7 separate regions of the Homo sapiens genome follow, and regions 1, 2, 3, 5, 6 and 7 are each linked to region 4. The links are chromatin contacts, found by Hi-C or POLR2A ChIA-PET in ENCODE. All regions are on one chromosome and are shown on one strand. The core of a region is the stretch at or near the end of the contact, and the rest is flanking DNA. Distances in the headings are between cores, read along the strand shown.

Evidence for each region. A loop is a pair of places that touch in the nucleus more often than their neighbours do. ChIA-PET counts read pairs that join two places held with the same protein, here RNA polymerase II (POLR2A). Pooled maps may share reads with other maps.
Region 1: a loop to region 4 is called in a map with no recorded cell type, with 22 times the contacts of the local background. The contact joins the promoter of NUDT2 here to the promoter of VCP in region 4. A Hi-C loop is called at or near these places in 3 of 37 single-sample maps with no recorded cell type and 14 of 50 pooled maps. POLR2A ChIA-PET finds 5 or more read pairs at or near these places in 2 of 52 experiments (T-cell and activated B cell).
Region 2: a pooled map shows a loop between it and region 4 (5-fold over the local background). The contact joins the promoter of RECK here to the promoter of VCP in region 4. A Hi-C loop is called at or near these places in 4 of 50 pooled maps. POLR2A ChIA-PET finds 5 or more read pairs at or near these places in 3 of 52 experiments (T-cell, activated T-cell and naive thymus-derived CD4-positive, alpha-beta T cell).
Region 3: a pooled map shows a loop between it and region 4 (3-fold over the local background). The contact joins the enhancer-like site here to the promoter of VCP in region 4. A Hi-C loop is called at or near these places in 1 of 168 maps with a recorded cell type or tissue (naive thymus-derived CD4-positive, alpha-beta T cell) and 8 of 50 pooled maps. POLR2A ChIA-PET finds 5 or more read pairs at or near these places in 8 of 52 experiments (B cell, CD4-positive, alpha-beta T cell, MCF 10A and 5 more).
Region 5: a loop to region 4 is called in a map of CD4-positive, alpha-beta memory T cell, with 12 times the contacts of the local background. The contact joins the promoter of MSMP here to the promoter of VCP in region 4. A Hi-C loop is called at or near these places in 1 of 168 maps with a recorded cell type or tissue (CD4-positive, alpha-beta memory T cell), 1 of 37 single-sample maps with no recorded cell type and 6 of 50 pooled maps. POLR2A ChIA-PET finds 5 or more read pairs at or near these places in 6 of 52 experiments (BJ, HCT116, MCF 10A and 2 more).
Region 6: a loop to region 4 is called in a map with no recorded cell type, with 14 times the contacts of the local background. The contact joins the promoter of DCAF12 here to the promoter of VCP in region 4. A Hi-C loop is called at or near these places in 2 of 37 single-sample maps with no recorded cell type and 8 of 50 pooled maps. POLR2A ChIA-PET finds 5 or more read pairs at or near these places in 1 of 52 experiments (activated T-cell).
Region 7: a map of naive thymus-derived CD4-positive, alpha-beta T cell shows a loop between it and region 4 (25-fold over the local background). The contact joins the promoter of MYORG here to the promoter of VCP in region 4. A Hi-C loop is called at or near these places in 1 of 168 maps with a recorded cell type or tissue (naive thymus-derived CD4-positive, alpha-beta T cell), 2 of 37 single-sample maps with no recorded cell type and 9 of 50 pooled maps. POLR2A ChIA-PET finds 5 or more read pairs at or near these places in 2 of 52 experiments (Caco-2 and activated CD4-positive, alpha-beta T cell).

The regions. Positions count from the first base shown.
Region 1 is chr9:34,327,078-34,330,976 of GRCh38, reverse strand. NUDT2 (nudix hydrolase 2) reads right to left here and starts at 1,408. Exons shown (of 5, transcript NM_001161.5): 1 at 1,378-1,408. It overlaps KIF24 (kinesin family member 24), which reads left to right and starts at 1,709. Exons shown (of 13, transcript NM_194313.4): 1 at 1,709-1,871. RefSeq lists enhancers at 1,463-1,652, 1,188-1,695, 1,783-1,882, 1,983-2,042.
Region 2 is chr9:36,035,256-36,039,257 of GRCh38, reverse strand. It overlaps RECK (reversion inducing cysteine rich protein with kazal motifs), which reads right to left and starts at 2,345. Exons shown (of 21, transcript NM_021111.3): 1 at 2,160-2,345. The coding sequence starts at 2,259. RefSeq lists silencers at 2,066-2,215, 2,226-2,425.
Region 3 is chr9:35,632,554-35,636,496 of GRCh38, reverse strand. It overlaps a transcript of CD72 not described here. Among named protein-coding and RNA genes, the nearest start is that of CD72, 16 kb to the right of the region's middle. Within about 2 kb of position 1,761, at least 2 of the 41 ENCODE cell types and tissues checked have a DNase peak (open chromatin) inside an H3K27ac peak, as active enhancers do; they include B cell, where a contact is called at or near this core.
Region 4 is chr9:35,070,507-35,074,228 of GRCh38, reverse strand. VCP (valosin containing protein) reads left to right here and starts at 1,604. Exons shown (of 17, transcript NM_007126.5): 1 at 1,604-1,892. The coding sequence starts at 1,876. FANCG (FA complementation group G) reads left to right here. Exons shown (of 14, transcript NM_004629.2): 14 at 13-390. The coding sequence ends at 121. RefSeq lists enhancers at 1,037-1,086, 1,107-1,246, 1,447-1,496 and a silencer at 1,897-2,526.
Region 5 is chr9:35,751,883-35,755,571 of GRCh38, reverse strand. It overlaps MSMP (microseminoprotein, prostate associated), which reads left to right and starts at 1,296. Exons shown (of 3, transcript NM_001044264.3): 1 at 1,296-1,572; 2 at 1,804-1,912; 3 at 2,292-2,582. The coding sequence starts at 1,443. The coding sequence ends at 2,472. RGP1 (RGP1 partner of RAB6A GEF complex) reads right to left here. Exons shown (of 9, transcript NM_001080496.3): 8 at 3,427-3,616; 9 at 1-2,921. The coding sequence ends at 2,698. RefSeq lists an enhancer at 1,483-2,682.
Region 6 is chr9:34,125,109-34,128,702 of GRCh38, reverse strand. DCAF12 (DDB1 and CUL4 associated factor 12) reads left to right here and starts at 2,005. Exons shown (of 9, transcript NM_015397.4): 1 at 2,005-2,349; 2 at 3,426-3,594. The coding sequence starts at 2,272. RefSeq lists a silencer at 2,271-2,320 and an enhancer at 1,755-2,456.
Region 7 is chr9:34,375,288-34,379,060 of GRCh38, reverse strand. MYORG (myogenesis regulating glycosidase) reads left to right here and starts at 2,163. Exons shown (of 2, transcript NM_020702.5): 1 at 2,163-2,268. SPMIP6 (sperm microtubule inner protein 6) reads left to right here. Exons shown (of 7, transcript NM_032596.4): 7 at 1-42. RefSeq lists a silencer at 1,799-2,188 and enhancers at 2,234-2,814, 2,815-3,396.

The DNA.
Region 1 (3,899 bases), core at 159-2,658, 740 kb after region 4:
CTACCTTTTTTTTTTTGAGACGGAGTCTCCCTCTGTCGCCCAGGCTGGAGTGCAGTGGTGCGATCTCTGCTCTCTGCAAACTCCGCCTCCCGGGTTCGTGCCATTCTCCTGCCTCAGCCTCCCGAGTAGCTGGGACCACAGGCGCCCGCCACCACGCCCGGCTAATTTTTTGTGTTTTTAGTAGAGACGGGGTTTCACCGTGTCAGCCAGGATGGTCTCGATCTCCTGACCTCGTGATCCGCCCGCCTCGGCCTCCCAAAGGGCTAGGATTACAGGCGTGAGCCACCGCGCCCGGCCGCTACCATTTTTTAAGAAGTTACTACTCGCCAGGCGTTGTGTCAAGTGCTTTACCTTCATTATTTCACTTAATCTTCACAACAACCCGCTGAGGCATTACTGCCATTTTTCAGAAGAGTAGAAAGGGAACTATAGCTCAGAGATGTCTGGGTAAGTGACTCAAATGTAGGTCTGCCTGACTCCTAACATCAATGATCTTAACCTTAACTCTATAATAGCGTTTTACATTTGACAATTTGATTGCATTCAGTTTTTTTTTGTTTTGTTTTGTTTTTGAGACGGAGTCTCGCTCTGTCGCCCAGGCTGGAGTGCAGTGGCGCGACCTCCGCTCACTGCAAGCTCCGCCTCCTGGGTTCATGCCATTCTCCTGCCTCAGCCTCCCGAGTAGCAGGGACTATACGTGCCCGCCACGACGCCTGGCTAACTTTTGTATTTTGTTTAGTAGAGACGGGGTTTCACCGTGTTAGCCAGGATGGTCTCGATCTCCTGACCTCGTGATCCGCCCGCCTTGGCCTCCCAAAATGCTGGGATTACAGGCGTGAGCCACCGCACCCGGCCTGCATTGTTTACGCTGTCCCTTTTTTGTTTGTTTGTTTAAGGCGGTGGGGCTCTTGTTCGACTTTCTTTACTTCTGCTATAACTGCCACGATATTATCCATTCAATAACTGAAGCAATTAGAAAACATAAAATCTCTTTTGGAAAGCAGGCGGGGTTTAATGGGTAGCAACAAGTGAAACTGAGGCCCAGGGAGGGGAAGGTTCGGCGCCTGGGCCTCTGGGCCCTAAACCTGGACCTCTCCCGCCTCTGGGATTTGGACGACCCACCCTATCCCCACTCCGACGGGGACAAGCAAGGCTCAGAGTCAGGGAACCTCCCTTCTCCCGGTGCAGACAGGAAAACTGAGGTCCTGAGAGCGGATGGGACCTGGCCTGCCCACACCTCACTGCCAACTTAGAGGAGGGCGCATCCCTCTCGGGCCCTGCAGCGACCAGAGGTTTGCCAGAGGCAGATTCCCATCGCTCCAAGGCTCATTTCCTCCACTGAGAACTAAAATCAAGTGGGCCCTTAAGGGTACTCACCCGAAGCAGAAGGAGGTAGGAGGCGGACCTTGGACGGAAACTGAAGTACACCGGCCAATCAGAAGAGCCTGGTTACGCTTGGGCCCATCAATAGAATTCGGCAGAAGGATCTTCGACCCGCCTCAAAGGTGCGCGTCTCACACTGAAACGTCGCGAGATCTTCCCTCAAGCGGAACGATTGGCTGAAGGTCGGAAATTGAGAGTTACGCCCACGGTTTCTTCAGACCTCTGATTGGTCTTCCAGAGGAGAAGTCAACGAACGTCAACCGATTCCTTGGATGCCCATTGGTGGGCGGTGCGGGACTGGCGACGCGCGGGCCACAGCGCGGGCGTTCGAACTGGCGCTTGGCGGCGTTGCCATGGAGATGCGGCCTGGCCGCCGCCGGTGGCTCCCGGGTTGACGGGACTGTTAGGTTGCGGGCTTTGGGGCTCACTCCCGACGGCATTGTCTTCTCCTCTTCTCAGACAGGGCAGACCGAGGAGTTTGGACCGAGGTGAGAAAGGGCGGGGAGAATAGAGGAGGGGTAGGTCTGGTCCGGAACCGTGGCGCCTGCCCGCGGACACGGGTGCGCGTGACGTCGGCTGAGCGCGGGAGGAAACTGGCAGTTGTGAGGGAACCGAGAGTTGGCCCCTCTTGGCTCTTCCTAAAGTTCACCTACTTTCCTATCTTTCATCCCCATATCTCTGCCTTTTCTTCAGCAATTATCTTGAACGCCACTTCTCTCACTTTGGGAGACTAAACTCTTGAGTCCCAAAGCCTTCTTGCTTTTGAACCGATAAGCCTGACCGGCACCTCTTTTAGGGCATTTCTATTCGCCCTTGGGTTGTTTACTTCCGGGAAGCCCGTTCGCTTCCCTTTTCCCATAAAATTTTGAAGCCTTTGAGGTAAGGCAAGCATCGTTCACAATGTCTTGCACATAGTAGATTTTCAGGAAATATTTGTTGAGTTGAATTTAATTTACAAGAAATAGATTGGATTCCTCTTCATGCCCTGCCTTGTTGTCTCTCTGCTTCAGAGACGATTTTTTATTTCGAGGCTAGGGGGAGGCCACCCTAATCTTCAATGCAAAAGGACCTAAAAGTCCACACACAGTCCACAGCTGGCCTTTCTACTCTTTGTGAAAGGCTAAACTTTTTTGGATTGGTTGCTGCAACTCTTCCTGCATCTGTGGCTTTTAGCCTTGGTCTCCCAATAATTTTATTAGACTCCTTTTAGTCTTTGCTTAAAATAAACCATTCTGTTGCTGTATGCCAAGATAATTTATCTCCCTTTAGCTTCTTAGTGACCGGCAGCTATTGTCACATTTTAAGTGTGCTTTGGAAAATGTTTTAAAGCATCTTCTTTGTACTTGTATTCTACAAGTAGAGAGGCTTTGTAGTCTCTCTATTGAAGTGCATATAACAGCTGCTCAGGTGAACTCCATCTATTCATCAGGTGTCTATGATAGAATTGCGTTCCTAAGACTGTTTCGTTGTTAACTCATGGATTATATATTCACAGCCTGATTGTTGGTGTGATTGCTCCTTATATCAAATTCATAGCTCACTGGTGGCCTTAATAAAAGGAGTGAAAAAGTTCAGTACAGCAGCTATGTTCTTGTTACCCTTTTATAAAAGTTTGAAACACTACCTTATAGCTGTGACATGTAGTGGAAACCCACTACATGTGGGTTTGGCTTTGGCTCTGTCTCTGTCTCTAATTCACTGTGGGTGGCTTTGCAAGTCATTTAGTCCCTTTATTATTATTATTATTTTTTTTTTATTAGAGAAAATGTCTTGCTCTGTCACCCAGGCTGTAGTGCACTAGCATGATAATAGCTCACCGCAGCCTTGAACGCCTGAATCTAGCCCCTTTAGACCTCATTTTTTCCATCTGGAAAATCAAAGAATTGAATTAGATTAAAATTCCTGTGGCTCTACTCTCAAGTCAAGTAGTTGATGTCAGGTAGACCACACACTCTCAGCCTTCCAAAGACCATACAGACTTTTTTTTTAGCTGCTGAAAGTAGTAGTTACCATTTATTGAGTGTTCACCCCGTACAAAGCACTGTATCCAGGGCTTTATATGCATATTACATTTTTCTTAGTGTAGCACATTACTGCTAAGATAGCATTTTATTTAAAATTTGTGGTTTTATATTGTTAATGAAAATCTTTAGTTATTCAGAGTGTGTCCTTGGGGCAACCTAAGGTATGAGCCTCTCAGTTTTTAGTTTAGGGAGAACCACAGTTTCTTTCTCTGGGCTGCTCTTTTGTCGTAAAGTGAGGGGCTGAACTCTTCTAGATCCCTTCCAGATCTAGTATTCTATGATGCCTGATATATTAATCCAGTTTCCCTATGCTGGCTCAGCAAACCAGTTTATAATTTGCACAGTGTAGATCCTCAACACATTTTGTTAAATAAATAATAGAGTTCTACTTCTTAAACCTTGAGTGTATGGTCATTGTATACCTCCCAAGTTACTGTCTCAAGGGTTTTGATGTTCATATCGTGTTGAATAAGAAGAGTTTTCTGTAGGTAT
Region 2 (4,002 bases), core at 1,096-3,595, 960 kb before region 4:
CCTTTAGTAAGGAACCAGGCAATACATGCTTCCTAGAATTTAGTATAAGGAACATGTCTCACTTTTAGATCAAACTTGGAATTTTTTTTTTTTATCAAACAATGCAAACTATATGTTGTCATGAACTTTTAGAGCTTAGAAGGGCCTTTAGAAATCAACTAACCCAGCATTTTCTGAAGTGCGCTTTAGGTGTTATGAAGAAAAAAAGAATTTTATGAGCAAACAAGTTTCTTTCTTTAACAACTTTATTGAGCTACAATTTGTATACCATGAAATTAACCCTTTTAATATGTACAATTCAGTTGTTTTTAGTATATTCACAGAGTTGTGTAGCCATCACCACTATCTAATTTTAGAACATTTTCATTACTCCCAAAAGAAACTTCATACTCATTAGCAATCACTGCCATTCCCCCAGCAAAAAAGTTTCTTGTTTTTTTTTTTGTTGTTTGTTTGTTTGTTTTACCACAGGAATCCTTGGACCCTTTATTGTGAATCTAATGTGTTTTGTGAATTTATAAGACAGGGTACCATCTGCAGTATTTCCCGAACATACTTAATAGCTAATATTTCACTGCTTACTACGCTAAATGCTGGACATGTATTACCTCGATTCTCATAATAAAATCTGTGAGGTACCATTTATAATAAATGTGGCTATTTGAGCACAAAAAGATTAAAGCTAAGTAATTTGCTCAATGTTCTTAACCACTCCACTGTACTACCTCCTGCAGAACTGACTGGTTGTGGGAGGAGAATGGACAACTAGTATTTCATAATTTTGTAAGTGTTTCAGTTCAATCTCTTTTAATTTAACAGGGAGAAAAATGGGGCCCAGGAAAGTAATCTGATTTAGCCAAGAATACACAGCATTTTCTCTTTTATTCTTTGGGATAGTTTACAGCTAAATTTGAAACCTAGCTATAGTTAATACCCCTGTTGGAACTGACTTTGATTTTTTTTTGAGACAGGGTCTCACTTCCGAGGGCAGTGGCATATCACTGCAGCCTCAACTTCCCGGGGCTCGAGCAATCCTCGTATCTCAGCCTCGCGGGTAGCTGGAACAACAGGCATACACCACCATGCCCGGCTAATTTTTGTATTTTTAGTAGAAACGGGGTTTCACTATGTTAAGCAGGATGGCCTCGAACTCCTGGGCTCAAGGGATCCGCCCGCCTCCACCTCCCAAAGTGCTGGGATTACAGGGGAGAGCCTACCGCACCCGGCTGACTTTGCTTTTTTTTTTTTTTTTTTTAAGGTGTCTCTGCCTGTCTCCCTGTAAGCAATGCACTTCACCACTTTTGCATGCACACGTCCTAGCCATCTTTCAATGTCTAGTACAGCTAGGGGGAATCACTCCACTTTCCACTCATCCTAGGTCGATGTCCTCTCTCCCTCTGTGCACTCATACATGGCCCTTCATTTCCTCTGGACATTTCTGCCTTGAATTCGAGTTACTTCAATCTCCTGCTGTACCCCATCTCCTACCGAGAGAGCTTTTGGACGGAAGGAGTCGGCGTGCACTCAAAAGGCCAGCAAGCGGGAAGCAATCAATAAGCACTTAACAGTTTCCTATCCATCCTTGGTTTAGTTCTTGTAGAGCAAGAATTTCTCTCCTCAAGCCTGCCAGCCCCCGGGGGACAGGGTTTACTGATTTTTAATGTCTCCTGCCCGAGTCCAGGACCCACCACGCGGGCTGTGGGGACCGTCAGTGCTCACCGCCACCAAGGTCGTTATGAACCAAGTGCGGGTCAAGTAACAAGTAACAATAACTAACTAGGGCCGCGGTAGGGCGGCTGCGTATCCGAAATCCCATCTAAACCTCGCGACGATCCTGGGCGGGGGCATCGCACCCTTTTCTGACAAGCAGCAGAGGCAAGCGAAGGGGTCAGTGCCGAAGAGGGGGCCCGTGTCGGTGGGTGACAGACCAAGGCCTCAAACCCGAGTCACCGCCCAGAAGATCTTGGGGCGGAGAGAGTTCCTCACTCGCCCCGCCTCGGCACCAGCCTCTGGAGCGCTGAGACCTGGGGTCCCGGGGTCGCCGGACGTGGGCAGGGTCTGGGGGTCGCGCGCACCCCCGCCCCCTGCCCCGCGCCATCTTGGAGCGCTGTGGCGGCCGCTCCCGACAGCTTCGAACCGTTGCTCTGGAGGTTACTCACCCGCACTGCCCGGAGCCAGGCCCCCTGCCACCTCCGCGACCCCCGCCACGGCCAGCAGAAGGAGCAGCGCACCTCGCAGAGAGGCCCGGACGGTCGCCATGTCCGGGCCGGGCGGCTCCAGAGCCGCGGGATGCTCGGACCCAGCTTGGCCGCAGCCGCTGCCGCCGCTACCGCCGCCGCTCGCGCGAGGCCCCGCCCCCAGCGCCCGGCCCTTTGGTGACTGGCTGCGGCCCGCTCAAGCCCCGCCCCCTGCCTCACAGTGTTTCCAAAACCTCCCGGGGGCGGGAACGTGCCCCGTACCAGGGCTCTTTGTTATGGCCCAACTGTGTGTCGGCTTCTGCCAGGAGTCCACCAGCCCACGTTCTCCCAGAGTGAAGTCAGAGGATGTCAGAGCTGGGAGAGTCATTAGAAAACCTCTGCCACCTCCTGAGGTTTCGGGCCACTGAGGTGAGAGAGGAGACTGACCTTACTCAAGATCACACTGCAAGTTCACCTGAGAACAAGGGCTTAGTCCAAGGCCGAACCAAAGGGGCTTCTCTCCTTCATGTACCCTCAGTAATACTCGCAATATTCTTTCTGCCGAGACGCTGCCTCGCACCCAAAGAAAGCATGTCACCCGGGATCCTTCGGCCTCCCGCAGACACGGCCCCCTGACAAGGGTTCATCACTAGAGCTCTTTGGCACTATAGCCTCAATGTGTCTTTGTTGTACTTTAAAAATTATTTATTTATTTATTTAGGCAAGAGTCGCTCTGTCGCCCAAGCTGGGGTGCAGTGGCGCGATCTCGGCTCACTGCAACCTCCGCCTCCCGGGCTCAAGCGATCCTCCCACCTCAGCCTCCTGAATAGCTGGGACCACGGGCGCAGGTGACCACGCCTGGCTAATTTTTATATTTTTTTTGCAGAGAAGGGGTTTCACCATATTTCTCAAGCTGGTCTCGAACTCCTCGCCTCAAGCAATCCCCCAGCCTCCTCCTCCCAAAGTACGGGGATTGCAGGCGTGAGCCACTGTGCCTGGCCTTGATGTTACTATTAAGCACCTATTCCTGATAGGAAAAGAGGATAGGAGAACGCTTGTATACCTAGATGTGGAAAGCCTTGAATATCCGGCTGAGAAGTATAGACTTTGTCCAAGAGACAAGTTGGAAGTGGGTCCCACCCCACCCATCAGCCCAGCAGCTACGTGGAGAATGTTTAAGCCACTGGCTAGCAAAGCTAATTCATTGTCTCTTTTTTTCTCTGTGTGTTCCTGAATTAAACCCTTTTTCCTCCTTTTTTGAAAAAGCATGACCACCGTTTTAAATTCTCATGAAGACACCTGGGGCTAAATTACTTAAAACATTTTTAAAATTCCTTAATATTATTAAATATCCAGTCATTATTTACATTTTTCTTATTGTCTCATGATTTCTTTTTACAATTTTTCAAGTTCTAAACAAAATCCATATATTAAAGTTGGTTTTTATGTTTTTGGGCTCTTACATTTATCCTCTCTTTCGAGTTTACAAAAGGAAAACATGAATAAGTTAAAATATCTAAAACATCTCCTCTGATGACTCTGTTGCTTCTGTGTACAAGGTAAACTGAGGCACAATAAAATTTTAAAGTTTACTTCAGCACGCGGTGATTCATGAATTGAGAAGCTGCAAACCAGAAGTGGTTCTGGGGCTCAGCTCTGTCGAAGAAGCAGATTTTTACAGAGTGAATGGGAAAGTAATAAAAAGAAAATATTTGATTGGTTACAGTTATAAAGTTGCCTTATTTGGTCTATCCCACTAAAAAGCCTCTAGTTATACAAGTTTGTGGACTACTTCTGATTGGTTGAGCTTGTTCTGTTTTTCTTT
Region 3 (3,943 bases), core at 512-3,011, 560 kb before region 4:
TACTTCTTTTATTTATATTCCATTTCTTCCCACTTTGCTAACTTGCTTCCCTATCCTTTACTGTATATTCTCTACTTAGTTGTTCTGGTTCCTTATAACAGCTTCATATTTCCTCTTCGGTCTTGTGACCTCAGTTAAATGTTTAATTATAGAAATAATGTGCACGTGGTTAAAAAAAAAGTCAAATAGAACCAAAGGCTACACAACAGTGGTTCTCAACCAGGGGTGACTTTGCCCCCACCCCCTGCAGGAAACATTTAGGGCATGTCTGGAAACATTTTTGGTTTTCACAACTGGGGAGGGGGTGGTAGTGGAAAGAGGTCAAGGATGCTGTTAAACAACCTACAAAACTCAGGTCAGCTACTCACAATAAGGAATTTCTCACCCAAAATTTATAGTGCTGAGGGTGAGAAATCCTAGCATAGGGGAAAAAATAAAAGTAAAAACCTCTCTCCCCCAATTCCAATTCCTACTCCCAGTCATAGTTCCCAGAGGTAACTACTTTCAACACTTCCTGGCTTTAAGTGTTTTGGTGACTTTTTATTTGTTAATAGTGATACTTAGACCTCTTAGAGCAAGAGAATTCTAGGAAACTCTAGTGAGGTTCTCCATTCCACACCCCCTCTGACAACTCCAGCTATAGGTGACAAACTTTAAGTGGGCTCCTCTGGGCTCCAAGCAGAGAGAATTCCTTATAGACAAGTTCTGGAAAACAGCCTCAGAGCCAAAAGCAAGGACTTTCAGGAAGAAAGCAAGTCTCAGAGACAGCCTGCTTCCCAAGGACAATCATGACTCTTCTGGGTCTTAACTACCAGCAAAACTAATGGTGGATTTAATTTCTCAGCCCTTGAGGCTGGGAGAATGCAGAAAAACCAGAGGGCAGAGGAACCTGCTGGCAGAGACAGCTGAATCCCTGACAGAAAAAATGAGAGCCTGGAAGAGATATGTGTGAAGCTCAAACACAAAAGATTTCCTTGAACTAGAAAATGTGATCTCAGAACTAAAAATTTCCATTGATAAATCAAAGGAGAGGACAGTCATTGCTGAAACCCCAAAATAGGTCTAGAAAATTAAATAGAAAAAAAGTCTCAAAATCTAGCACAAAAATATAGAATTGCAAATATGTGGTAGAAGGTAGAAGCCTGGAACAGATAGAGTAGACTTAACCTGCAAATGCTGTGGGTTCCAGGAGAAAAAGGAACAAGAGAGGAGAGATCATAATTAAATAATAGATGAAATTTCTCTAAGCTGAAGAAAGAATGATTCCAGCTCCAATTGAAACGAAAAGACACACACTCAGCTACATATAGGCAAAAATTCCAAAACTCTAAGAATATAGGAAATCTTACATACTTTAAGGCAGAAAGCAAGTTATTTTTTCTCATCTGCAACCCTGAAAGTTAAAAGACCCCCAGATGGAATGTGGGCTAATGAAAGAAAAGGCCTGCAACCTATACCCAGCCAAGGAAGAAAAAAAGATTTGCAAAAATCACTGAGTACCTCATCTGAGAAATACTTTTGAGAAGAGACTCTAATAAACAACAAATGAATCCTAACACAGACTTCAAGACAGGGGAAGAGAAGAAGCAAGAAACCAGTGGGGAGCAACGAACCATGTCTGTTTATGAGGTGTAACATATATGCTAAATAAGGACTCTTGAAACAGATGGAACACACTATAAGGGAAATTCTAATAAGGACTAAATTATCTCATTAAAACTGTGGAGTCAGGCGGTGGGGATAAGGGGAAGGTAAAAGTGTTCCAGAAGTCTAAGGCAGGGAGAGGTGGGGAGGAAAAATGGGAGAAAGGAAGGGAAGTGAAAGTAATCTAAAGGTCACATTTTGGCCAGCCGCGGTGGCTCACGCCTGTAATCCCAGCACTTTCGGAGGCCGAGGTGGGCGGATCACCTGAGGTCAGGAGTTCAAAACCAGCCTGGCCAACATGGCGAAACCCTGTCTCTACTAAAAATACAAAAATTAGCTGGGCCTGGTGGCGGGCTCCTGTAATCCCAGCTACTTGGGAGGCTGAGGCAGGAGAATCGCTTGAACCCAGGAGGTGGAAGTTGCAGTGAGCCAAGATCGTGCCACTGTACTCCAGCCTGGGGAACAAGAGTGAGACTCTGTCTCAAAAATAAAAAAGATTACATTTTATTGGGATGGGGAGGAAATAGAAGGTAATTAAAGTATTCTGGAAATAGTAGCTGTTGTTTTCATACACTAGAAAAGTCATGTGTATCTATCTGAGAGCAGGGACAGGGATGGTAACTATTAATAGAATGACAAACTCCAAATTAATGAGGAGAAAAATTGAATGAGTAGTAATTTATTTAATCTAGCAAAGATTAAAAAAAAGAAGAGTTAACAACAATATAAAAAAACTTTAAAACAAGTAAGATGGAAATAAGAAAATCAAATACATCACTCATTACAGTAAATAAAAGCGGACTGAAATCTACCATTAAAAGACTGTCAGATTTTGTTATAAATCAAATTTAGGCACACATTACTTAAGAGAAACACACTTAAAGTGATAAAGTTTTAAAATAAAGACATGGAAAGAGATACCAGGCAAATATTAAATATTATTTTAAAAACCAGAGGCTATATACAGACAATCCCCGACTTAACAATGGTTTAACTTAGGATTCTTTGACTTTACGATGGGTTTATCAGGGTATTAAATGCATTTTCGACTAACATTACTTTCTACTTATGATGGGTTTTTCGGAACGTAGTCCCATCCTAAGTCAAGGAACATCTGTACTGATATCAAACAAGAGAAATTTAAGTTACGGGCTGGGGGAGGTGGGAGAAGACTTCCTGCAAAGGGATAGGAGGATTTTGGGAGAGATAGGAAGGTTTTGTATCTTAATTGTGGTGGTAATTACACAACTGAATACACTTGTCAAAACTCATAGGATTGTACACTTAAAATGGATCAATTTGTTGTATATAAATTACAATGCAATAAAACTGGTTTTTAAAAAAAGAATGAAAATACTATGTTCACAAAATAAAAATGTGAAATGAGAAAACAGCGTAACATGAGAAACTCTCTCAATTACCCTGTATCATATATTATACTGTCAAAAAGATAGCAAGCTTTAAACAACACACGCACAGGAAAAATAAAGGGAGCACTTATTTCAAGAAATTATGAAAAGAATAAGAAAAGAAATCAAATCAGAAAATAATAACTAAAGCTAACACTAATGAAATGAAAAAAAAAAAACAAAAAACAAAAATACTAAGAAGGCCCAGGCACAGTGGCTCATGCCTGTAATCCCAGCGCTTTGGGAAGCCAAGGCGGGAGAATCACTTGAGCTTAGGAGTTCGAAACCAGCCTGGGCAACATGGTGAAACCCCATCTCTGAAGAAAAAAAAAAAAAAGTACAAAAATTAGCCAGGCATGGTGGTGTACGCCTGTAGTCCCAGCTACTTGGGAGGCTGAGATGGGAGGTTAGATTGAGCCCAGGAGGTGGAGGTTGCAGTGAGCTGAGATTGCACCACTGCACTCCAGCCAGGGCAACAGAGCCACACCCTGTCTCAAAAAGAAAAAAAAAAAAAAACTAAAAAGGATAAATAAATCCAAAAAATTGTCTTTTAAAAGAGCTAATAAGGCTGGGCACAGTGGCTCGTGCCTGAAATCCCAGCACTTTGGTAGGCTGAGGCAGGCAGATCACCTGAGGTCAGGAGTTTGAGACCAGCCTGGCCAACACGGTGAAAACCTGTCTCTCCTAAAAAATACAAAAATTAGCAGGGTGCAGTGGCAGACACCTGTAACCCCAGCTACTTGGGAGGCTGAGGAAGGAGAATCGTTTGAACCCAGGAGGTAGAGGTTGCAGTGAGCCGAGATGGTGCCACTGCACTCCAGCCTGGGCGACAGAGTAAGGCTCCCTCTCGAAAAAAAAAAAAAAGCTAATAAAATAAACCTCTTGCAAGC
Region 4 (3,722 bases), core at 355-2,854:
CTTTCTCTCCAGGTCTCTCCCCCTGTACCTAGAAAGCTATTTGAGCTGGATCCGTCCCTCTGATCGTGACGCCTTCCTTGAAGAATTTCGGACATCTCTGCCAAAGTCTTGTGACCTGTAGCTGCCACGTTTTGAAGAGCTTGAGCTGGGTCCCCAGTGGGCTGTCTCTCTGTGGGGAGGGCTTTCTGCTTCACCATCATTAGGAATGTGACCATTCCTATATAATTCCTGGACTGGTGAGATTGGTGGTAGGCCTGTGAAATTTGCCCTAGTTACTACCATTCTCGTTTTGGAGGAAACAATCTCTGCCACCACCAAGTCATTGACTTTGCTCGAGGCACCTTTTTTCCTGTTTCTCCTTTTCTGTTGTCGAGTAAAATTTCATATTTATCTCGTCTGCCTACTACATATACTTGCGTGGGAAGGCTTGTGACCGTCTAGTTGAGTGCTAGTTGTCTATGATGCCCTTTCCTGACATCGTCTACCTTATGAACTTGAAGTCTGGGTATGAGGAAAGGGCTACAGGAATCCTCACTTTGGAGGCAGTGGCTTTAGTCCTTCACATTGCCTGAATGCAGAGCCCCAAAGCCCAGGACAGTGACAATGAGTGGAGTTGGGTCTGAAGGGTGGTCTAGATAGGCCTCTCAGGACAAGGGCAGGTACCTGTTACTTAGAGACAGGCAGGTTTCTCTCAGAGTAACTCTTCACTCCCTTCCTAATTCCAAATTCTAGAAATTCGACTCGTCTTAGTCAAATGTGTCTGTGTGGGTACAGGGTGAAAGGTGAATTGAGTCAGCATATCACCAACAGCTGCCTGTTGACTACTAACAGGGACCCCTGTTATTTGGGGCCCAAGGATTTTCAAGTCCCAGCATATGCAGTTTTCTTGCTAATTTGGGTTCTACTGAATTGGCTGTGTGTTCTGTGGTTGCCCTTTGACTTCTCTGGATTTGAGTGCCTTATTATAAGGTATTAATATTAATGACGGGAGGAAGAAAGGCACAAGCGCTGAGAAACTGCAAAGGCTGTGGGATTGGGGTTACCAGAGGGTGCAGTGACAATGGGGTAGGAGTGGGGTGCTAGTCAGAAAGTTCAGAGTAGGGGTGGTTGGAGGCAGCGTTGAGAAGGAGCAAGAAGTGTCAGGGTGGTGATGGCGTCTTAGAAGATCTCCAGGTTTTGGGAGAAGATGGGTGTATGGGTTACCACAATAGGACTAGACTAATACAAGGGTTCAGTCTATTGTGCCACGTTCTTCCAGGAGGATAAACTCCGGAGCCAATGAACTGGAGCCAAGTGGGAGAGTCCGCCTCTAAGGGATTAAAGGGTCTCCTTTCACTAATCGATCTCGCCCTATTCCTTTCGTTGATTGGCTGAGAATTCCAATCCGTCGAGGAAGCGTAGCGTTGCGGCCAATTGACGTGGCGTTACTAGGCGTGTCGCATCACTGAGGCGGGAGCCAGGCCGCAAGCGAATTTCCTGATTGGCTGTGATCTGCGGGTTGCTGGGGAGAGGCGCGGAGAGGCGGGCGAGAGTCCGCAGGGCAGGCGCTGATTGGCTGAGGTGGGAGCAGCTTCCCTTCCGATGATTCGGCTCTTCTCGGCTCAGTCTCAGCGAAGCGTCTGCGACCGTCGTTTGAGTCGTCGCTGCCGCTGCCGCTGCCACTGCCACTGCCACCTCGCGGATCAGGAGCCAGCGTTGTTCGCCCGACGCCTCGCTGCCGGTGGGAGGAAGCGAGAGGGAAGCCGCTTGCGGGTTTGTCGCCGCTGCTCGCCCACCGCCTGGAAGAGCCGAGCCCCGGCCCAGTCGGTCGCTTGCCACCGCTCGTAGCCGTTACCCGCGGGCCGCCACAGCCGCCGGCCGGGAGAGGCGCGCGCCATGGCTTCTGGAGCCGAGTGAGTGTGCGCGCGCCGTTCGCTTGCTGCGGCGGCGCGCACCGGGACCAGCCGCGCAGGGTAGGCCCGGCGGGGCCTGGCCGTGGGCGCGTCAGAGAGGTGGAGACCAGGAAAGAGGGAAGGGAAGCTAGGGGGCGAGTGAGGGGCCGTGGACCCGGCAGGCCCGGCTGGGGCCAGCTGCGCACCCGCGCGCCCCCTAGGCGGGGCTTGCGTTGGGTCCGGGTCGGAGCCTGGGCCGGATCGTGCTGTGTCATGCAGGCCCCGGCCCGCCCGATTGGCTCCCTTAGAACGGACGTCTGGGCCTGGCCAGGTCTTCCGGCCCACTCCGCCGGCGCGGCGCCCCGGGGCTTTGGGGCGCCAGTCTGCCGTCCGGCCTACCACCCGCCGAAAGCCTTTGGTCCCCGGAGAGAGCAGGCCCCGCGAGCCCGAGGCCCCAGCCGGGCCCGGTGGGCGTGGACTTTGCGCCATGTGAAGGCCTCAGGAGCTCTGCCACCGAGGCGGAGCCCGGGGTCGGGGAAGGCCCGCCGAGCTCAGGGAAGCTCACAGCCGCCTTTTTGGAGCCGGGTCGGCGGGGCCGGAGGTGGGCATCCTCTGTGTGTGACCTGAGTCGTGAAGGACTGTTAGGGAGAGGGCGAGCCCTACCTTTCGCTTCTGGTCTTCTTACTTTAGGCCTGTTGTTCATACTAGAAAGTTTGAGCCAGTTTTCCTTAATGTTATGACTCGTGGGTGGGGAGAAAGGAATTTTTCTTTAACATTTTAGGTTCTTGCTAAAGTTGGAATCTCAGTTCGTGTTTTGTGCGCCTTTCCAGATTTCCAGGTTTCGTGGTGTGCAGTTTAGAGTTGCACTAACTCTTCAAAAACACAAACGTGCGCGCACTCCTTTCCCCAACCAGCTATATTGAGAAATTACCCGGGCTCTGGGGCTTTCTGACCCCACCTCCATCCTTAGGAAAGCGTTAGATAAAACTTGGCTACCTCAGCCCATTCAATTTAGAATAGAGAGCTTTTAGAGGCAAAAAAAAAAAAAAAAAAAAAAAAAAAAACACAGCCAGCCCAAGGAAACTCTATGCAAATTACCTTCCTTCCTTGAAGAGATTAGTTTTTTGAGGTGTGTTCCTTTTTCTCAAGTTTCTGAATTCGGATAAAGTATTACTCAGTTGCTTATTTAAAAGAGTCACTTATTCTGAAAGTATTCTTTTGGTTTATATGCAGTCAGCCTCTTATTTTCAAAAGTAAAAATCTAAAATTCTTGGAACCTGGCATCATCAGCTGTTTCTAACCTCTTGGTCACCTTGATGACTCTTAGCTGAAACCCTTCCAAGTCCCGTGGAGTCCCCTGTGCAGTTCTGGAAAGGGATTGACTTATACAGAAGACAATGGAGGATTGCCCCAAAGAGTGTCCAGAACTGCTGTTGGCCCATGGTCAGGCCAAATTCAGTCTTTTAGAGATTACCACATCTGATCTCAGTAGGTAGATGGGGAATTAGAGGCTTTACCTTAAGAAAAGGGCATACCACTCATCTCCAGAGCCAGAGTCCGGGATGGTAGGCAGAATGGAGGTTTTCCTAGGATACAGCTTTGAGATTAAAATACAAACTATTGACCGGGCACAGTGGCTCAGGCCTGTAATCCCAGCATTTTGGGAGGCCGAGGCAGGCAGATCACTTGAGGTCAGGAGTTTGAGACCAGCCCGGGCAACATGGAGAAACCCCATCTCTATTAAAATGCAAAAAGTAGCCAGGCATGGTGATGGTGCACACCTGTAGTCCCAGCCACTCTGGAGGCTGAGACAGGAGAATCACTTGAACCCAGGGAGGCAGAGATTGCAGT
Region 5 (3,689 bases), core at 47-2,546, 680 kb before region 4:
CAGTTTCATCCCAAAATCATCTCCCCGCTGCTATCCCCCTCCATCCACTGGTGGAAAAATTGTTTTCCACAAAACCGGTCCCTGGTACCAAAAAGGTTGGGGACTGCTGACAAGGAGTATGAGTGTGAAAGGTGCAGAGGTCTATGCCAGGAGACAGCCATCCCCAATAGAAGCCCTCAGCTATGCACAAACTGCTTAATGTCATTCAAAGAAAATAATGTCGCCCATTTTGCCTCAGAGCTTTAGCCCCAATCACAGCAACTGCTATTTCCTGACGCTTACGCACCAGAGATGGTGATAAGAGCACTGCACGCATTATCTCAGTAATCCTCATAACAGCCCAATGAGTTGGCATTACTATCCCCAATTTATAGATGAGGAAACAGGCTCAGAGAGGTGAAGTAATCTGACCAGGTTACATAGCTAAGTGGAGTCAGGATCTGAATCCAAGAAGACTGTCTCTACAGCCCATGCTCTCAATAATCCATCCTGGGCTCCTCCAGAACCTGTGGGAAACTCAGAGGATGCCAAATGATAAATTCCTAAAAACCTCACTCCATTATATATGGGAGGAAAGAGAGGACACCTCTGTGAACCTGGAGTGATTCATCCCATCAGGGCACTTAGAGATGCTCCTCTTTGAAAGGGGAAAGAACCATCCCCAGATGTGGGGTGATCCCACATCTGCTGTATGTTTGAAGGTGATAAGCAATGGACAGTTCACCTCTGGAATGCCTGAGGAAAAGAGACCCTCCCCACCATCTCTGAGGGGCAGCCCTATTTCTTGGATACATTAGGGAAACCCTGCCCTAGGATCTGAGGGAAACACAGTCTCCACTCCAGGTGCCTGCTCACTCTCCTGGAGCTTCTGGCCGTCGCACCCTATTGCAGCTCCTGGGTTTGGCTGGGGCACAGGATTAACCATCCCCAGGAAATGCCTCCCTCCGGTCCAGGCAGGGATCCCAGCATACACACCCCTGGTGGTGGCAGTGGGGGAGAAAGGGGGAAGGTGGAATGCTTCCTTCTCTCCAGGTCAGGGAAGAGATCTGGGGACCACCTGGGGGCCCTCGCCCCTCCTGCCTCCTTGCTGGGGAAGTGCCCAGTCCAGTGCCCCCTCCATGGCCACCTCCCTCCCTCTAGCTGTGCCGGGGCATGAATCAGCTCTCACAGCTTGTTAAAGCTAGACCTCTTGTTTTCATGCCCTCACCTCAGGAAACAGAGTTACAACTTTTCCAGCTCTACTCAGCAGGGGGCCAGGGTCCTCACTTTATAAACATCCCCAGCCTGTGAGAGCAGAGGGCAGGGAGATAGTGTGAGACAGGAGCCCAGGGGAGAAAGACAGAAACTAAGACTCAAGGAGCAACGCAAAGCAAAGTCAAGGAGTCAAGACCAGAGTAGCTGAGCAGAGGCCAAGAAGGGTCTGAGAGGGCTGTGCAGCAGCAATGGCCCTAAGGATGCTCTGGGCTGGACAGGCCAAGGGGATCCTAGGAGGCTGGGGGATCATCTGCTTGGTGATGTCTCTACTCCTCCAGCACCCAGGAGTCTACAGCAAGTGCTACTTCCAAGCTCAAGGTAAAGTGGGGTGAAGCGTTAGGAATGGAGGAGCAGCAGAGAGGGCACAGGGAGGATGGGGCCTTACAGATGATCCCGTGTCAAAATACCCAGGCTTCCTCCAGCTGTGAAACAGGAAAGACAAACTAAATACGGGGATAGTGCGTACTTACTGTCTCCACCCCAGACCAGAAGAGCCTCTGCCTCTCATCAGCACTCCTACACCTACTAACATTTCCCGTTCTTCCCTAGCCCCCTGTCACTATGAGGGGAAATATTTTACCCTGGGTGAGTCTTGGCTCCGCAAGGACTGTTTCCATTGCACCTGTCTGCATCCTGTTGGCGTGGGCTGCTGTGACACGTGAGTGACCAAAGATGGCCAGAGAGAATGACTCTGATATGAGTGACTGAGGGATGACCAGGGAGTGACTAGATTGCTGTGATGTAAGAATGAACAGAAGAGCAATACAAGATGGGCCAAACCTGAAGGGACCAACACTAGTGTGAAAGATAAGGCTTCAGGCTATAAATCAGGGGAGGTTGGGGTGGACCTGGAGAGAAAATACTCCTGTTATAAAACAAAAAGGCCCACATATGGTAGGTGACAGCTTAGTTAGGAGGACCAAGGGGCCACTGAAAGGGGCTCTGTGGGGGGAAAACTGTGAGAGAGGGAACATGTGGGCAGGGATAAAGGCAGCCTTTCACTGTGCTGACTCCTTCCCCTATCCTTGGTTCCCCAGGTCCCAGCATCCCATCGACTTCCCGGCTGGGTGTGAGGTACGTCAGGAGGCAGGAACCTGCCAGTTCTCCTTGGTGCAAAAATCTGACCCTCGGCTGCCCTGCAAAGGGGGAGGGCCTGACCCAGAATGGGGCTCAGCCAACACCCCTGTTCCTGGGGCTCCTGCTCCCCACTCCAGCTAAACTCAACTGATCATCCATCTGCTGACTGCTCACTGCTGCTGCCACTTCCAGGGAAACCACTAGCAGCTGCCAATGTATTCTGAACAAATAAATTAATGCTATAGCTGAAAGCCCGACTCTCACTGTCCACGACATTGGACCCCAGGTGGAAAAAGTGGGTCCCATTAGAGTCCAGGTGCTGAGTTCTCAGTATCCGGAAGGAACTAGCACCAGGGTGGGCCAGTTTCAGATGGTTATGGTGCTGGTGCTGGGGCCTGGGGCAGCATATGAGGCCAGGGTGGGGCTAGTAGGCAGCACCTTGATGGGCAGGTCCCAGCTGAAGGTGTCTACAGGTACTTGCTCAGGTCCTGTCCAGGTGGTAGGTTCGGGCTGTTCCACAGGGGGTAGGAGTACCAATCCTGGTTCTCGGGACGTTACAAATTCAAAATGCAATCTCCACTTCAAGGACACTATGGAAGAAAAAGATTAAGGTAGAAGCATCAGAAGCTAGCAGGAGTAAAAGCCAATGACAGGATATAGTTAGTGAATGAGAAGAAAACAATCTGTGTTCAGGAAGACAGGGAAAAGTCACAGGGCAGGGAGCTGTGATTAAGGGTTTTTCTGAAGCAATGGGTACTACCACAGATGTGAGCTGAAGATAGCAGTATTAAGTACCTAATAACCTAAGAGTGAGGCAGTCAAGTCTAGGTAGCATGAAGTAATCAAAAATCAGTGTATCACAGGGTCCTAGTAGGTAGGTGTGGGGAAGGAGTTCTATCAAGCTGTTAGGAGTTTAGGGGTCAGTGCATCTAAGAAACAGGAAGAGGTTGAAGGTCTGAGAAACTGTTCCGGGTCAGAGGCTAGACGTGGGTATGTCTGGGAGTGTGTATAAGGAATCAGGATCCATTACACCCTCCCTTAGCACAGCATTTTACTGTCCCCCTCTCCCTTCTCCAGTAACAGTGAGGGTCTCACCAATGGCTGTACAGAAGCCTGGGGTGGAGCTGAGAGGGATTGGGAGGGAGAAGCTGGTTCTAGTTGTATGTAGGCAGGATTCCTGGTGCCGGGCGTGAGTCACATGTGACACAGAGGGGACACCCCCTGCCCCACGTCGCCGCTGGTACTCAGGCTGTACACGCTCCTCGGTCTGTAAGCTGACTGAAAACTGGGAGCAAGAGACAGGTGTGTGCTAACAGGAAGTGCTGTCTGTAGGTGAGAGGACAGCCCAACCTCAAGCT
Region 6 (3,594 bases), core at 756-3,255, 950 kb after region 4:
GTGGGCAACCATCCTGGCTAACATGGTGAAACCCCGTCTCTACTAAAAATACAAAAATTAGTGGGCAACCATCCTGGCTAACATGGTGAAACCCCGTCTCTACTAAAAATACAAAAAATTAGCCAGGCGTGGTGGCGGGCGCCTGTAGTCTCAGCTATTCGGGAAGCTGAGCCAGGAGAATGGCGTGAACCCAGGAGGCGGAGCCTGCAGTGAGCCGAGATCGCACCACTGCACTCCATCCTGGGCGACAGAGCGAGACTCCGTCTCAAAAAAGAAAAAAAAAAATTAGCTGGGCAACGTGGCGAGCACCTGTAATCTGAGCTACTCAGGAGGCTGAGGTAGGAGAATCACTTGAACCCAGGAGGCAGAGGTTGCAGTGAGCCGAGATCGTGCCACTGCACTCCAGCCTAGGCTACAGAGTGAGACTCCATCTCAAAAAAAAAAAAAGAAAAGAAATCGCGAGCTCTGCTATAAGGTACATTTGGGGATGGTTCCTAGGTTGTGAAGATGAAGTAAAGGAACTTTGAGAAAGAGACTGCAGCAGTGCCCAGTGTGCCCCTCTTGGCACTGACAGCCCAATCTGAGCCTAGAGATTCTCAAAGGATTCCAGACTCTTGCCCAGGGGCTCTTGGGTCATCCAGAGCATTGCGGGGCAAGACAGAATTAGAACAGACTCAAAAAAGAAAGCTGACCCACTCCTGACCCACTCACTATGTGCATATCTCTAAAGGGACAGGCCTGACCAAATAAGATGGAGCTGCCTTTCGCAAGACATTAGGGGTTAGTGGTAGTGCCGACTTGGGATGGCAGGAGACCCTGCTTCAATCTGGTCTTTGATTCGGCTTGGAAAACAAATCCAAATCTCCTTGTTGACAGAACTTGAGATGGTCCAACAGAGCTCCTTGGAGGTATGAGGCCTGAGGCCTGAAGCCTGAAGTGACCAGCAGGTAACTGGGCACCACAGCCTGAGGCCAATCAGCCCCAAGCAAGAGCATCCTGCTTCCTCAGAGGGTTTGTTTGCTTGAGGAAAGCGAAGGCTGGCAGTCATATTCCTTCAGGATCTTCCAAAAATGTTGGCAAGGGTGATCCTGATGAAGCCCCCTTGTTTGGAGGCCAATGCCAGCTCTAACTGGACTGGCAAGCCAAAAATGACCACTCTCTTTCCTGTAGTTCAGAATTCCCGACCTGCCCTAATGGAGACGCAACCTGAATCCAAGAGTGAGGCAGGCAGCTACAGATAAGTTTACAGCGTGATGACTACTTCATAAAGCACAAAAGACCATGTGGTTTAGATGGCAGGTCATGGAAATCTAAAGGGAATGGTGAAGTTGCACCGTAAGGGGAAGGTGACTGAGGAGCTGAAACTGACTGAGGGGCTGAAGCATTTCGGACAGGAGAAAGGATCAGGAGGAGACAGAGCGGAGAATGGAGCCTCAGGGCTACCCAGCGGTGGGAAGAGGGTAGCCAGAGACTCGTAGGGCGGCCTGGGTTGGTTGTGCTGGGCAGGTTCTCAGTGGTGGGAAAGTCTGGCCACACTGCCCTGACTTCCTGACTGGACTTCACCTCGAGGGTGGGAGCGGTTCCTGCCCCCCACCCCCCCACCCCCCTGTCCAGCCCTTGGAGCCAGGGCACGGTTTGTGACAGATTCAGGGAAACGTTTGGTGCCAGATGGGAGGTAACCGGGTTAAGGCCTGCACTAGGGAGGATTCCTTCCCCCAGCAGCACTGGTGGTCCTCACTTCCGGGTGCCTGCGGATAGGCGGGCTGGGGTCGGAGGTCGGCGGCCAGAAGCCAGATTCCCTTGGCCCCAGCTCGTCCACTTCCATCCAGCAGTAGCCAAACAACCGTTGAAAATGGCCTGGCGGCGGCCGGGAAACACCAGAGAACTATCTTCCAACCCCTAGATCCCGCCCATCTCGTTCCGGCGGTGTTTCCGTGGCGACGCTATCCGAAGTGCGGCTGCGCAAGGGTGACGGCGCGCGAGCAAGGGGGAGGGGGTGTTTTGGTTCTAGCCGCTCGCCGTCCTTGCAGGCTCTGCCGTCGGAAAGCCGCTCATTCTCGCTTCCCCTTCCCTTTCCCGGCTCAAGTCCTTCCTCTCTCTTTCCTTTCTTTCCGCCTATCTTTTTTCTGCTGCCGCTCCGGGTCCGGGCCATTTTCCGGGCCGGGCGCACTAAGGTGCGCGGCCCCGGGGCCCAGTATATGACCCGCCGTCCTGCTATCCTTCGCTTCCCCCGCCCCATGTGGCTGCGGGGCCGCGGCGGCGCTGCCCACTATGGCCCGGAAAGTAGTTAGCAGGAAGCGGAAAGCGCCCGCCTCGCCGGGAGCTGGGAGCGACGCTCAGGGCCCGCAGGTGAGGGTTGAGAGGCCGGCACCTGGGTGGTGAGGCTGAGGAACCAAGATGGGCTTAGGGTCCGCAGATCCTGCGACGGGAATCGGGGTCCAGGGTCTGCAGTCAGAGGCAAAACAGGAATGGGTTCAGGGCCTATAGGGTCAGGACTGGACCCTCGTTAACTGGAGGGCAGATAGGCCAGGGCGGTGAGGAGCCAAAGGGGAACTCAGGAATGGGACATAATCCGCGGGAGGCCTGCATTCGTGGATAGGGCTTGAAAAGAAACCAGAATCTTGGCTTTGGAGGAAGGGGAAACCGAAGTTAAGGGAATCGGAAACAAACTCTGGTAGAGTGAACTCTACCTTCCATGGGCCCTAGGAAGCTGGGATGATTGCGTCCCTCCTGGAAGAAGGAAGTAGTCTCCCTATATGTATACCCAACCCTGAGCTGGGCCTTTCGGCGTTTGGACCCCAAAAGAAACAACAGTTCCCAGGTATCATCTCTATGCCGCCCCCTTTGGAGGGGAAGGCCTTCTTGGACATAGATATGGCCTCTGATTTCCCGGGGGCCTACTACCCCGTTGGCGGTTGATTTTTCGAATTCTGCAACTGCCTGGAGCGCGGGCATGATGACAGAGGAACGGTCATTGATGATGCATCCCTGGAAGACCTGGGAGCCAGGTCTGGCTCCTTGGACTGTATCTTCCGTGCTCCAGTGGGAGTACAGACTGAGAGGGAGAAGGGGGCTGGGTAGAGATGCAGCCCATGTCGGTATGGGAATCACTCTACCTCTCATTTCCTTCAATCTTTCACTCCTAAAATGTCTAGTAAACCTTTTAGTCTGTTCTATTCTGCATTCATTCCCTTGACTTTCAGCCCTTGTAATTCACATTGGTAAGTTTGACTGTGAGCAACATCTTTTTAATGTTGGAAGAGTTAAACGACTTTCTGGATTGAGATTCTTGTTCTCTTGTGTTTGTATTTGTGTTGTTTGTAAATTCTGCAGTATGAGTTATGAGTTGGTGATTTCTGTAATACAGTAGGATCTGTTCTGAAGAAGAGTAGCCAAAGCCCTGATTTCTAATGTTGTTTCCACAGTTTGGCTGGGATCACTCGCTTCACAAAAGGAAAAGACTTCCTCCTGTGAAGAGATCCTTAGTATACTACTTGAAGAACCGGGAAGTCAGGCTACAGAATGAAACCAGCTACTCTCGAGTGTTGCATGGTTATGCAGCACAGCAACTTCCCAGTCTCCTGAAGGAGAGAG
Region 7 (3,773 bases), core at 914-3,413, 700 kb after region 4:
TGCCAAGGGGGCAGAGCAATAAATAAACTCTTCAACCCCAAAGCCTGCCTCCTGTGTCCTTACCCAGCAGGATCTGGAAGTGAAGGGCCAGTCACTCAGGCCTCTATCAAACCCCTTCAACTGAGATGCAATTTTTCTCAAAGTCACCCTTCCCTGGGCCCTTCCAACCCCATCATCTCAGTACATCCCTGAGTGCCCTCCTGACACAGAACAGTAGCCTTATATCCAGCTGCTATCCTCCTCCCCTGAATCCCAGAGCCCAAACGGATGGGTCCACCCTGCAATGCAGGCAGGAGCCATCTACTTTCCACCCCACGAAGACCCTCCAGCTAACATTTCTTCAGTATGCTCCCAAACTTAGATGCCCTCCCACTCATCAGAGGACCCAGAATCCTTCCTTCCACAGTCAAAGACCTATCCCTACACCCAAAGCTCTTGATCTCTGCTTCCAGGAGTCCCCATCACAGCCTCCCAAAAGCCTCTCTGTGCTCAGACACCCTTGCTGCACAAGGTGTGTCCCCCATTCCAAGTCCAACTGGTCAAAACATAATTTTGGAGGGTCTCATGACAAAGAAATTTCAAGTTGCAAAACAAAGCCCTGTTTCTCTGCCCCTCAGGGAGCGAGAAGGGGCCATTCTAAAATCTCTGTGATCTTCAGTATTTTTATTTCTGCATCAAATAGATATGAAACCAGCTGGGTGCAGAGGCTCACACCTGTAATCTCACCACTTTGGGAGGCAGAGGCAGGAGGATCACTTGAGCCCAGGAATTCGATACCAGCTGGGGCAACATAAAGAGACCCCTTCTCTACAAAAAAATTTAAAAATTAGCAGGGTATGGTGGCACACACATGTGGTCCAAGTTACTCAGGAGCCTGAGGCGGGAGGGGATAGCTTGAACCAAGGACATTGAGGCTGCAGTGAGCTATGTTAACGCCACTGCACTCCAGCCTGGGCGACAGAGCGAGACCCTCTCTCAAAAAAATAAAGACCGGACGCGGTGGCCCACACTTGTAATCCCAGCACTTTGGGAGGCCGAGGCAGGTAGATCACCTGAGGTCAGGAGTTTGAGACCAGCCTGACCAACATGGTGAAACTCTGTCTCTACTAAAAATACAAAATTAGCCAGGCGCGGTGGTGCGTGCCTGTAATCCCAGCTACTTGGGAGGCTGAGGCAGGAGAATTGCTTGAACCCGGGAGGCGGAGTTTGCAGTGAGCTGAGATCGTGCCATTGTACTCCAGCCTGGGCAACAAGAACGAAACTCAAAAATAAATAAATATAAAAATAAAATAAAATAAAAAAGAAATGAAACCTCAGAGTCTTGCCCAGCCCCCGGGGAGAGGGGCATGGCGGGGCACACCCACTTTCCCGCAGCTTGGGCATTTCTAACTAAAGGCTGTAACTTAGGAGGAGGGGCTGGACCCTATAAATAACTAGTCTGGGGGTAGCGGTCTGGGAGGCGGGTGACGTTGCAAAACACCGAGCAGAAACCGGTCTTCTCAGTCCCTGACCTCGGACACCGCTGGTTTGGTCCGGTGGGAACCGACAGCTTGGACTCGCGGCGGGTTGGAACTACAGCTCCCTCCGTGGGGCCCTCGATTGGAAGCACCTGCATTGGGAGCTGAGATACTCGCGGAATTCCGCCACCACTTTTCCGTATGGAAAGCTGAGGGCTTGTGAGAGCGTTATACCGATATGGCCTCCACCTGTCCAAACCGGGAAGGAAGGAATTCCAATGGCCAGCTCTGCTCCTTTACCCTGCAGCTCTCTCCCTCTCATCCTCATTCCAAACCTAGCCTAGAGGTGCAAGAACCCCAACCTTCCGCAGCTGCTCCTTTCTGCAGAACTACATGTCCCAGCAGGCCTGGGGCCGAGCCCCGCCCGCTTGCGGGTTAGCAGTGGCCCAGGAGGGGCGGGCCCGCCGGCGGGAGTCGGAGCCGCGGGGCGCAGGACTGAGCAAGCCTGAAATGCCAGGGGCAGAGCACAGAGCGGTGGGAGGAAGGTGGGGCTGAGGGGCGGGGCCACAGATCCGCCTGATAACCTGGGAGGAGGGGTCGAACGTCAAGGGCAGGGCTGGACTCTGAGGCCCGAGACGAGACTGGATGACTGGGGCGTGGCCGAGGAACCCCAGGGCGGGACCCGAGGAGGGGCTGTGCCCTGCCAGACAGAGCCCCGCGCGGCGCGGCGGCAGCTTCACTCTGGTTCAAGCGCAGGGGATCGGCGGGAAGCTCTTTCACCCCCGCTTCTGCCGGGCTGTAACTGCAATGGGTGAGCCCAGCGGGAGGGCTGTGGGGGGCGGGGGGCTGCTGAAGGAGCACGATTCCTGAACTTTCGCTCCCACCGATGAATGGGTGGAGCGAGCCTGAACACCTGGGCCCATCCCACGGCCGCGATTCCCGCGGGGCGACAGGTCCCTTGACCTCGGTCGGCCCCTTCGGACAGTATAGCCTTCAGGGCGGGGTAGGGAGGGCGGCTGTGGAGTATTCCAGGCTATGTAGGCAGTCACTCGATCCCCGCGGATACCGTCGCCTGGCAGGAGAGGGAGATGGGCCGGATCGAGTTGCCTTTGACATTTCCATCCCCCCGGGAACTGTGTCCAACTAACGATTCTACTTGGAATGGCCTCCCCTCAGTTGAGTCGGGCGGGGCCCTCCCCCTCAGACCAGACTAGCTGTGGCAGCCAAGGCTGAGGTTGAGTGTCCGGTGGGGAGAGGCTCAGCAGGGGCAGAGCCCAGACTCCACCTGGCGGAGGCGGCAGATTACAGAGGTCTCTGGCACCACTGTTAACACCGGAACCACAGACTTCCTCCCCCAAAGCCCCGGTACCAGATGCCATTAAAATTGCCCTCTTTGCTGCCCTCGTGGTCTTCGTGGTCCGCGTGGAGCAAGCAGCAGCACCAGCCCTTGGAAAGACAGGCCTCACCATGCCATGTCCATCTGATGGAAGCTGGTCCCACCAGCTCAGCCCCAGGGCTCCTTTCTGCTACTGCATTCAGGCAGCCAGGTCAGATCATTATCTCCCATCTCCTAAAACTTACACTGTGGAGAGCTGGGCTGGGATTTTAGATCCAGGCAGCCTTGATACCTGGCTAACTTCAGACAAGTTCCTTTTTCTGTTTGGGCCACGTTTCCTCACCTGTAAAATGGACACTGCAGCTATGTCTGCTGTTCCACATTGTTGATAGAACTGGATGCTGTGGTGACATTTGGGACACTATCATGGTGCCTGGGGTGGGTGGGTGCCCAGGCCTGTGGGCTTCTGTCTTTCATCAAAGAACTTCAGATCCCAGAAAATTAAGATTCTCAAAACATAACTGTCGGAAAGGGCTTTTGAATCCACCTTGGTGGCCTCTTCCTGCCTCCAGGGCTCATGAGATAGGCTGACTTCATATGAAAGTTTTGAGGATGAGGAAGTCTCTCTCCTCTTCAGATACTGACCCTCTCTCTCCTTATTTCCTTGGTGCCCAGAATAGGGCTTTGGTTATCTTGAATGAATGAATATAAACTCACAGGTGTGATCTGAGCCACCTAAAGCCTTCTTTGGGTTCTGCTCAGCTTGAGGGCATCACCTAAAGGCCACTGGCTGCATTTTCCAGGAGGTGTTTTCTAAGCTGTATCTATATAGGAATGGGGAGGAAAGCTAAGTCATTGTAGACTGAGAGAAAGGGAATAAGAGTCTGTTCCAGACCAGCTAGGGCTGACAAGCTTAGGCAGCTGGGGGCAGAGGGCACTGAGAATGAGGCCCTGAGCTAGCACCGTGTGGGAAGTGCCTA